2 separate regions of the Homo sapiens genome follow, and region 2 is linked to region 1. The links are chromatin loops, found by intact Hi-C in ENCODE. Cell type or tissue: HCT116. All regions are shown on one strand. Each heading gives the region's core, and the rest is flanking DNA. Links, peaks and the distances in the headings are about the cores only.

What was found. Hi-C counts contacts between places; a loop is a spot of excess contacts. Peaks named below come from ENCODE experiments on the same cell type or tissue, not always from the same donor. Only the 100,000 strongest peaks of a DNase experiment are listed, where the experiment ranks them.
Region 2: a loop joins it to region 1, with 26 times the contacts of the local background. A loop is called at or near these places in 99 of 110 quality-filtered maps.

Annotation. Positions count from the first base shown.
Region 1 is chr9:125,403,821-125,411,832 of GRCh38, forward strand. LOC101929014 (a long non-coding RNA gene) reads left to right here and starts at 6,641. Exons shown (of 5, transcript XR_007061776.1): 1 at 6,641-6,763; 2 at 7,141-7,226; 3 at 7,587-7,696. RefSeq lists enhancers at 3,875-4,469, 5,672-5,721 and a silencer at 4,322-4,631. In HCT116, for the core only: a CTCF peak has its summit at 4,318 (motif pointing right); a DNase peak (open chromatin) is centred at 4,337; H3K4me3 peaks cover 1,562 bases; H3K27ac peaks cover 1,578 bases.
Region 2 is chr9:126,228,081-126,230,580 of GRCh38, forward strand. The region is part of intron 1 of LOC105376275 (a long non-coding RNA gene); the gene reads right to left. Among named protein-coding and RNA genes, the nearest start is that of MVB12B, 97 kb to the right of the region's middle. RefSeq lists a silencer at 1,001-1,080. In HCT116, for the core only: CTCF peaks have their summits at 966 (motif pointing left) and 1,170; a DNase peak (open chromatin) is centred at 941.

The sequences.
Region 1 (8,012 bases), core at 2,990-5,489:
CAGGCGTGAGCCACCGCGCCTGGCCAACAATTTTCTTAAAGATGGGAGTAAAGTGGAAGCAAGGGTGCCTTTTCATAATTCTCACAGAGATGCCACATGGCTCAGAATCATTTCTACTTTGGGAAAATGACACCTCAAATCTGGGGAACTCCCACTCATCTTTCTAAGTCCTGCTTCCATGACCCCTGCCTGGGAAGCCTCTAGCCTCTATGTTGGAGTCACTGCCCACTTCCCTACCCAGGGTCCCTCAGTCCCTTCAAACCCCACGCCAGGCTGTGAGCTCCTGGGGTCAGTGACGGCTGCATCGAATTGGTAGGCCACCCACCCCTGGCCTTACCCTTTGCCCAAGGAGAGAGTTCATGGGCATCCCACGAGGTCCAGCCTTGGTGCTAACCAGGAGGCCCTATGAGACTTCCTAGGCAGCTGGAGCTGGGAGGGCCAGCCAAGCTCCACCTCCTCCCCACCATTTTATTTTATTATTGATTTATTTTTGAGACGGAATCTCACCCTGTTGCCCAGGCTGGAGTGCAGTGGCGTGATTTCAGCTCATTGCAACCTCCACCTCCTGGGTTCAAGCGATTCTCATGCCTCAGCCTCCCAAGTAGCTGGGATTTACAGGTGCATGCCGCAACGCCCAGCTAAATTTTTTTTTTTTTTTTGAGATGGAGTCTCGCTCTTGTTTCCCAGGCTGGAGTGTAATGGCGCAATCTCGGCTCACTGCAACCTCCGCCTCCCAGATTCAAGTGATTCTCGTGCCTCAGCCTCCCAAGTAGCTGGGATTATAGGTGTGTGCTACCACACCTGGCTAATTTTTGTACTTTTAGTAGAGATGAGATTTCACCATGTTGGTCAGGCTGGTCTCGAACTCCTGATCTCAAGTGATTCTCCAGTCTTGGCCTCCCAAAGTGCTGGGATTACAGGCATGAGCCACCACACCCAGCCAATGCCTGGCTAATTTTTATATTTTTAGTAGAGACGGGGTTTTGCCATGTGGCCCAGGCTGGCCTTGATCTCCTGGCCTCAAGTGATCCACCAGCCTTGGCATCCCAAAGTCCTAGGATTACAAGTGTGAGTCACTGCACTCGGCCCATCTACCCCCATTTTACAGATAGGAACGCCAAGGCTCAGAGCAGCGAAGGCCTTGCTCAGGGCCCCACAGAGAGTTAGGCACCTGGGCCTTCAGACCCCCCACTGAGGCTGGGCACACCTGCATCCCACCGCATGGTGAGAAGGCAGTCAAAGTTGGCAAAGAAGGTGGCGCTGCGGACAAAGAGGTGGAGTTCTCCAGGCCACCACTCCCCCATCCATGGCCTGGAAGTCATTTCCATCACAGCCAGGGTGCCACTCCTTAGAGACTGACGATTTGGTGGAGCAGAAGGGATCCAGGCTTAGGGTCTGGGGACCAGCGTGAAGACCCTGTCTGCGGCTGCCTGGACCCAAAGTGACCCCCGATCTTGCCTGCCTGGTCCCCCATTGCCAGCCCCCTGCCATCGGGTCCACTTCATCCTTCTGAGATTTATTCTCGGGCTGCAGAGCCTGGAAATAATTTGCTGACAGAGCCCCGTCCCGGCAGGTGCTTTAATTGGTTTTGTGGGAGCAGGCCTATTTAGAGGGAAACAAAAATTATGGTGCTGCTGCCCGTCTTTTCTCTGTAATGGGGGCTTCGGAGTGTTGGGGGTGGGGAGGAAAAGGTGGCTGTGTGGAAAGCAGAGACCCTGGTTTTTCTCTGGGGGCGCAGGTGCTGGGGCCTGGGTGTCCTGGGCCAGGGGCAGTGGAACCAGGCCACCCACTCTGGCCCTGGCTCAGCCTCAGCCTCAGGGCAGGGCAGCTTCTCATCCTCACAGTGCTGAGGGCAAGAGGAGGCCTGGGGACAAAGGGGCCAGGGCAGGGCCAGGGCAGGCAGGGCTCCAGTTCCCAGACTCCATCTTTCTGAAGGAGGCCCTCGCCCTTGCCGGGTGCGCACTTTCTAAAACACAAATCAGGTGGGTCACTCCTTAGCTCCAGCCCCTTCCATGGCTCCCCATTGTCCTCAGAATGAAGCCAGCTTCCTTAGCTTGGCACTCAGTGTCGCTCGAGGCCCAACTGACCTCTGGTGACCTCTCCAGCCACTTCGTCCTTCACTCCTATCTTCGCCCACCCCCTCCCAATGGTCTTTAGTCTTCCCTGGTGGGCTCCTGTGTGTCCCACTCTATGCTAACTCCACAATTGTCCATGATCAAGGAGAGCTTTGTTGCCTCATTATACAGATGAGGAAAAGAAGGCTCAGAAAGGTTAAGACACTTCCTGGAGGTCACACAGCAGGGCAGGGACTTGAACCCAGGTCTGGCTGGCATACAAGCCCACACTTAACTAGTAAGTTATAGGTGGAACTAGCCAAGCTCCCTCTAAGCCCCATGCTTTCCCTTGAAACGCCCCTCCCTACATTTTTCCGCTGGCAAACTCCTACTCATCCTTCAAAGCCCGCTTGATATCACTTCCTTGAGAATCCTTGCTTGACTGACTACTCCCACCTCTAATCTCTCCTCTGGGCTTCCCCAAGGCCCAGCCAAGTCTTTCAGCTCAGCTCTAATCTCTGGGTTTGTCATTTTCTGTGTCAGTGTCTGTCTCTTCCACTTCCTCCCTCACCCCGGACTGGGAAATCCAGCGGAATTGTTACTCATCCTACAGGGTGAAAGTTGCAGCCCTGGAAACTCTGCTAGGTCCAAGATCCTGGGACCCGGGCTCTCGTCTTACCTGCTGTATTGAGCAGCCTAGGCCATAGCTGCTCTGTGCGACTCCGAGCAAGGCCTTGTGCCTCGGCGGACTGAGTCTATAAAATGGGAGGGTCAGCCTAGAGGCATCTGACACTTGGGAACTCTGAGGGCCAGATGTGGGCTGGAACCTCACACCATGTGACCCATGTGAGTGTGACTCACATGATGTATGTGTGAGTGGGTAGCCACGCCCCATGTCAGGGTGGGTCACGTCACCATTGCTGATGCCCGGCCCAACCGGGGATCCAGGTGCTGGCCATGGACTGGGCTAGGAGGCCTGGGCAGAGCGGAGAAGTAATTACGCTGGAGTCAGGGCTGGAATCTCAGCTCTGCCACTCACCTGCTTCGTGTGAGCTCGGACAGGCCTGACCTCGCAGAGCCTCAGCTTCATCTGTAGAACCATGGGAACAATAATGCAGTCATGCGCCAGAGAAGGACGCTTCGGTCATCAAGGGACTGCATGTACGACAGTGGTCCCATAAGATCACAACGCCGTATTTCTCCTGTACCGGTTCTATGTGTAGATACACAAATACTTCCCACTGTGCCACGGTTGCCTACAGCATTCGGTCCAAAGACAGGCGGCACCTGAGTGTAGCCCAGGGGCAAGAGCCAGGTGTGTAGGGGCCGCACCATCTCGGCTGGCGTAAATCCACTCTATGCTCTTCGCAGCTGATGCATTTCTCAGAATGCATCCCTGTTGTTAAGGACACAGGACTGTCCTGCCACCCCACAGGGCTGATTTGCTGAGGGTCACAGGAGAGATTCTCACGGCTGGCCCAGAGCATGAGCTCCAGGGCCCTCACTGTTGTCATCTGCACAAGTGTTAAGTGCCACGTCCCCGCTGGGCCCGGTAGGCAGTGGTGGGCGGTGACTGAAGGATCCAGTCTAGACAGACAACCATGTTAATTCGCAGAGCTCAGGCCAGGACAGTGGGGCGGTGAGGGCCTTGGTTTCTGGGGTTTACGGTGGGGTTGGAGGCTGGGTCTCCAAGGGCCTCTTTCCCTGGTGTGTGATTTTTCAAAGAATCCAGGACAGAGTTAAACAGGCAGGTGCAGTCCCTGAGGACAGATGGCAGGATGTGGCTGGGGGGTTCAGAGGAGAGCTGGGGGCTGGGTGGAGTGAGAGGGGCAGAGCTCTCGGGATGAGTGGGTGGTGCTGGGAGACGAGCAGGGTCAGAGATCTGGAGAGGGGCGGAAAGAGGTTGCAGGCCTGGTTCAGCTGCCCCAATTCCACATAAAAACAGTCAGGGCTCGGTCCTCGGCCTCAGTTTCCCCCTCTGTAAACGTGGAAATGGTCCCTCCCTGTGGTGGCGCGGGGGACGGGGCCTCAGCTCCCCGGGCTCAGGAGATACCGCCTGGACCCGGGCAGCTTAAACACCCCTTCCCCTTCCACGAGGACCGAGTCCGAGGCCTGAGCCGGGCCGGGCTGTCTGCTGCAGGGCGGCGTCGAGACTTGGGGTGGGAGCCCCCGGAGGAGGAAGAGACGAACCGGGAGCCAGAGGGAGCCGGGTACACCGCGGGACTCACGGGGCGCCCCGGGGCCGGGAATCTAGCTACGGAATCCGGTCGGTAGGTGGCGCCGCGAGGCTGCAGTTGGGTTTCCGTCGCCCAGGCCGAGGGTGGTGCGGAGCCGGGACCCGCGGGGCTTCAGCGTCCCCCGTGGCCGTTCCCACCGCCGTCGGTCCGCGGAGATCCCAGGTGTTTTTAGGGCACCCAGGTTCACACCCCGTTGGGCCAAGACCGAGAGCGACGCGCGGGCACCGGACGGGGTGCGAACCCGGGGCGGACGGGCCCCCTGCCCCACCCCCTACTCCCGATCCCCGCAGCTGCCACCGCTGGGCCTCGGCTGCGAAGGCTCCAGAAACGGGTCCCCCGTACCCTCGGGCCTTCCCAGCCGCGCGGGCGTGCGAGGGAGCCGAGGTCCGGGAGGCCGCTAGGGCGGGGGCCCCGGCGTGGAAGGATCGCGCTCTGGGCTGTGTCCGTCGGCCGTGTGCGTGCGCGGAGGCCGTGGGCGCGGCCGGCAGGGGACCCTTCCTTTGTTCTCGCACTTCCTTCTCTGCGGGCCCTGGTCAGGGAGGACGCAAGGCCCAGGCTGCGAGCTGTGCCCGTGGGGACGCAAGCGACGGTGGGTAGGGACAGGCAGGCGCCCCTTCCTCCCGCTCAGCATCCAGCCTTCGGGCTCCCTGGCTGCTTTCCCGAGGGCAGCCTTGGCTGGGAAATGTCACCCTCCCCGGGGGAAGGAAGGGGAGCCGCGTGTGCGCGTCTTCCATGCGTCCTCCTGAGACCACGCCGCGCCCGGAGAAAGCCCTTTGATCCCCTCGCTATCTTTTCTTTTTCTTTTCTTTCTTCTTTTTTCTTTTTTTGAGACGGAGTCTCGCTCTGTTGCCCAGGCTGCAGTGCAGTGGCACGATTTCGGCTCACTGCAACCTCCGCCTCCCGGGTTCAAGCGATTGTCCTGCCTCAGCCTCCCGAGTAGCTGGGATTACAGGCGCCTGCCACCACGCCCAACTAATTTTGTATTTTTAGTAGAGACAGGGTTTCACCATGTTGGCCAGGCTGGTCTCAAACTCCTGGCCTCAGATGATCCGCCCACCTTGACCTCCCAAAGTGCTGGAATTACAGGCGTGAGCCACCGCGCCCGGACCCCCTCGCTATCGTGGATGCGGAACCTGCTCCAAGTCGCGCAGCTGGAAAGGGGCATCGGAGCCTCTGGGGGACGTCCCTGACTCGAGGCCGGGCCGATTTAGGGGGTGGAGGGTCGGATCGACTTCCCCCAAACCAGCCACCCCAGGGAGCCCCTGGAGGGGGCGAGCTGCCTGTGCCTGGAGGTGGGGACCATAGGTCCTTCCCAGCCCAAGGGCTCCCAGAATCCACACAGCAAGCGAGGCCCAGGGCTGGGAGGCGCCCTGGAGGGTGGGTTGGGAGAGGAGGTTCAGAGATGAGCGAGGCCCCACCCCGGCCAGGGAAGTCCCGTCCAGCAGAGCAGGTGGGACTTGTGGCTCATACCCGACGATGTGATCAGAGGAGGAGGGGGCAGGAAAGGTGGCCTTACAGGAGCCAGAGCTTGGGGGCCCAGACACACACCACACACACAGACAGACACACGCCACACACACACACCTCACACAGACACACCCACACACAGACACACCATACACCACACACACACCACACACATAAACATCACACACAGACACACACATACCACACACACCACACAGACACACACCACACATACACACACACCACACAGACACACGACACAGACACACACCACTCACACACCACACACACACACCACACACACAGACATATACACCAGACACACACCACACAGATACACACACCACACACACACACAACACACACACACCACACAGACAACCACACACACAGACTCATACACCATACGCACCACACATACACCACACACACACCACACACAAATACCAGACACACACACCACACACACACCACAGACACATACACCATACGCACACCACACACACACACCACACACACCACACACACACACCACACACACACACACCATACACACACACCACACACACCACACACAGACATATACACCATACACACACCAGACACAGACCACGCACATACCACACACACAGACACCACACACATGCACCACACGCACCACACCACACACACACACATACACACACACGAGCAGAGCAAGGGACAGCCATGTTGTGTGATCTGGGAGGGTGGCTCATCCTCTCTGAGTTGTTTATAAACCGGGCGGGACCCAGGCCTGCCAATCAAAGGCCTGATCTGAATGCTCTTATTGGTTCAGAGATGGACATGTGACCCTCTCTTGGCCAATCAGAGGCTTTCCTGCTGGAAGGGCTGCTGGAAGCCATCTTCGCACGGTTCTTCCCTTGGCTTTAGAGCCCCGAAGCGCTCTTTGACTTGAGCTGCTTTGCATTCTCTCTGTCCTGCCATCGAGAAAGTTCTGAGCGGCTCAGAAGTAATACTGACACTGTATGTAGCGCCCTTCCCACGCCAGCGGCCATTCCCCATGGGAGGGGCAGTGCTGGAGGTGCCCTGGGTGACCGGGACGAGCCGCCGCCCCTCTGCCGGCCTTAGTGCCCTTGTCTGTGAAATGGGGCGAGTAGTTCCTCTCTCAGGGCTGCTGCGAGGCTGAGTCACCGCGATGGCGGCCGGCAGAAGGGGCAGGAGGGGCTGTCGGTCCAGGGGCAGGGGCGACAGGGGCAGCGGTCAGTGGGCGCAGAAGGGGAGCCTCCCCTCCTTGACCCAGAAGGCCTGGGTCTGGGCGAGCGCGGGCACAGCGAGGGCCGGCAGGAGGGAGGGAGTGCCGTGGTGGAGGCACCAGGATCCCCATCCTTGCCTTGACACAGATCAACGGAGGGGGACTGCAGTTTCGCTGGTGGCCCCACAGCCCCCTGCCTCCAGCCAGGGGACAAAGAACAGGAGGGATCCAGAGGTGAGAGAGGAGGTGCACAGTAGCTGCAGGGCCGGACCCTGATGAAGGGAGATGCTGTCCCACACGGAGCCCCTGCCAGCCCCCAGATCACCAAGGCTGGAGCCCCCCAGTGACTCTGCTGGTCACGTCTGTGGGATCCCTGCTCACCCCTCTGTCCTCACCCCTTCCCTCTCCCCCTGGCCACCTGCAGCCTCCTCCTGCCTGCTCAGCCGTGGGTCTCTTTCCCTCTGATCCACTCACCATGGGACCGCCAGGCAGCTCCCAAATCCAAACATGACCATGAGCTGCCCCGGCTTGAAACCCAAGCATGACCCCCTGTCACAGGCTGGACCAAGTCCTGAGTTCCTAAACCACCTTCAGGGCTGCCTGCACCTGCACCTCCCGCTCCTGCTGTGCCCTGATCCCATGTGCTGGGTGAACTGGGTTCTTCCGAGCCCTCCAGCCCTGGATGCTAACCCCAGAGCTGCAAGGTGAGGGGCACCTACGCCGGCAGCCATTCCCCATGGGAGGGGCAGTGCTGGAGGTGCCCTGGGTGACCAGGACGGGCCGCCGCCCCTCTGCTGGCCTTAGTGCCCTTGTCTGTGAAATGGGGCGAGCAGTTCCTCTCTCAGAGCTGCTGCGAGGACTGAGTCTCTCTGAGCTCAGGATTTTCCTCTCTCTGAGCTCCAAAACCACGGGCAAATCACACCCTCTCACTCTCAGCTTCCTGATCTACAAGACAGGGATGGTGATAGAGTACTCAACTCCTAGGGCAGTTGTGGGGCATGTGAAGCATTCAGCCCAGGG
Region 2 (2,500 bases), core at 1-2,500, 820 kb after region 1:
AGGGAGACACAGAGCCCCATCTTTAGGGTCCTCTAGTCTGAGGACAGGAGACCTGGCCAAGCAGTGAAGTCTGCCCTTTTAGGACCCACCGGGGCCCCTAGCCATAAGGGTGCACCTTCCCCAGAGAGGAGAGCTTCATCCTGCGGGCAGACGAAAGACTACCAGAGGCAGGTGCTAGAGTGGGGCTTTGGTTCCACCACGGCACGGGGGTCAAGAGGTGATTTTCCAGCCCTGCCCCCCGGCCCTGCAACACACACTTGGAGCCCTGCAGGTACATCTGGGTAAAGATCTGAACCTGCAGGAGCTGGTGCTTGGTGGGGTGGAGGCATGGCAGGAAGGACAGGAGGAGGAGCAGGACACCTTAAGGGGATCTACACCTGCTGGAGCCCGAGGCTGGGGGCTGGGGAGCGAATCAGAACAGCTGTCCATACACATGATGGTGGGAGAGGCAAGGCCAGCGGAGGGAGGCCAAGCCCTCAGTGTATCCTGATACCCAGATATACACACGCGCTCAACCACTGACTCTCCCTTCACTGCACCAGAGGTTCAATGGACGGACACACACACACACAGAAACACACCTCACATGCACAAACCAGCGGCATGAAAACACTTTTGCACCGAAGGCATTCTTACAAAGCAGACAGTTACATACACACACACATGGACACCTGCATAGAGTCACTGATAAACACAGATGCGTGAGGGCACCCACACACACCCACACGCAGAAATACAAGTGCATGTTTAGGCCTATGCACACATACACCCCAGATATCCCCCACACACACAAACACACAGGCACCTACACACGCTGACACAATGCACACTTGCAGCCCATCCTGCGCGCACACCCTTTTGTGCACACAGTGTGCACATGCAGCGACGCGGCCTCTAAGGGCATCTTGCGGAGTGAGGCTGAGGCTTCGTTCAACTCCTCCAGAGCCCAGTCGGTTCCAACACTGCCACCATGTGGCCTCAGGTGCACAGTGCACAGGCCATGAGGCTGGAACACCCGGCCGGTGGGGAGGAGGTCTGGCCCCAAATCTTGGGTCCCTCCATCTAGTTGAGCCGGACTGCCATTTGGCCACTTCCCAGTGAAACCGAACACAGTCCTGGAGAACTGGGTCAGACTGTGTGACAGCTGGAGCCTGCTACTGTGTGCCATTGCTGTCCATCCAGCAGGGCTGGCACCATGGCCTGTCTTTGCAACCCATGGCTGGTGACACGTGGTAGGCAGGCGGCCCCCATGTTAGTGTAGACTTGGTGCGAAGTTGTTTAAACTCTCCCAGAGAGACTGGGGTTTAATCCTGACCTGCAATGTAATCATTAGTTCACCCATCACAGTATCGAGGCTGTAATCTGTGTCGGTGTATGATGCTAGGTTGAAATTATGGTGAGCAACAGACAGTTGCCTCTCCTAAATGTCAGGGGGCCCAACACTGAAGAGATAACACAACAAATATTTATCAGGTTACACCATAGAAAACTGACATTGGTGTAGGTCTAAAATGGTCAACCACTGGCAGAGTATTCACGCAAGATCCTTTGATTCACCCTAATGATGGCAAGTGTCATACGGTTACAGAACAGGGCAGTGGGGCTTAACCTGGGGTTGGAATGGCAGGGAAGGCTTCCTTGAGAGGAACTTGACTCTAAGCTGAACTTGAAAGGGTGAGTAGTGATGAAGTTGCTCACAGGGTGGGAAGAGCTGTGCAAAGGCCCTGAGGCAGGAGAGAACTAGCATATTGTGGAAACTGAGAGAAAGCCAGTGTGCTTAGAACCCAGCACCAAAGGTGAGGGGCGTGAGTAAAGCCAGAAGGATTGGAGAACCAGGAGCTCCAGGCAGGATCCAAAGTTTAGGGCTTGGGATTATTTAGTACTTGGGACTTTTTTCCTCCCAACAGCACCAGGGAGAGGCTCGCTGAAGAAGAGTGTAAGCATGGGAATGTCATACTCAGCTTGGTGATTTCAAAAGCCCACTCTGGCTGCAGAGTGGAGAAGGACTGAGTGATGGGGTGGGGAGTACAAGCTGTTACCCACATCCAGGTGAGAGATGGCAGTGGGGAGAAGTGCACAGAGCCAAGATCTTGGTCCAGCTGCTCTCTGAGTCCAGGTTTTGTCCTCTGTAAAGTGGGCTGTAATTTCTACCTTGCAATGAGGATGAAGTAAGAAAATGAATATAAAGCACTTGGTAGGTGCCTGGCACATAAGGAGTACTCAGCAAATGGCAGCTGTGATTCCTCATCTTATCATCTTATTATTAGAAAGCACAGAGGACCTGTCCCCCTGCCCTCGCTGTGGGCTTCCAGTGGTCTGTGCCACTCGGGGCCAAGCTCACAGATGGCGCCCAGAGCTCGTGGAGGCACAGATGTTCTCGCTTTTGTTCTCAGAGGCCCTGGAGCCCTCAGGTGCCCCCATGCTCCTCAATTTACACTCAAGGTCTCCCCAGGCATAAGCACTCTTAGGGAATTGGTGCCTGGGAGGACCTTGCCAAGGT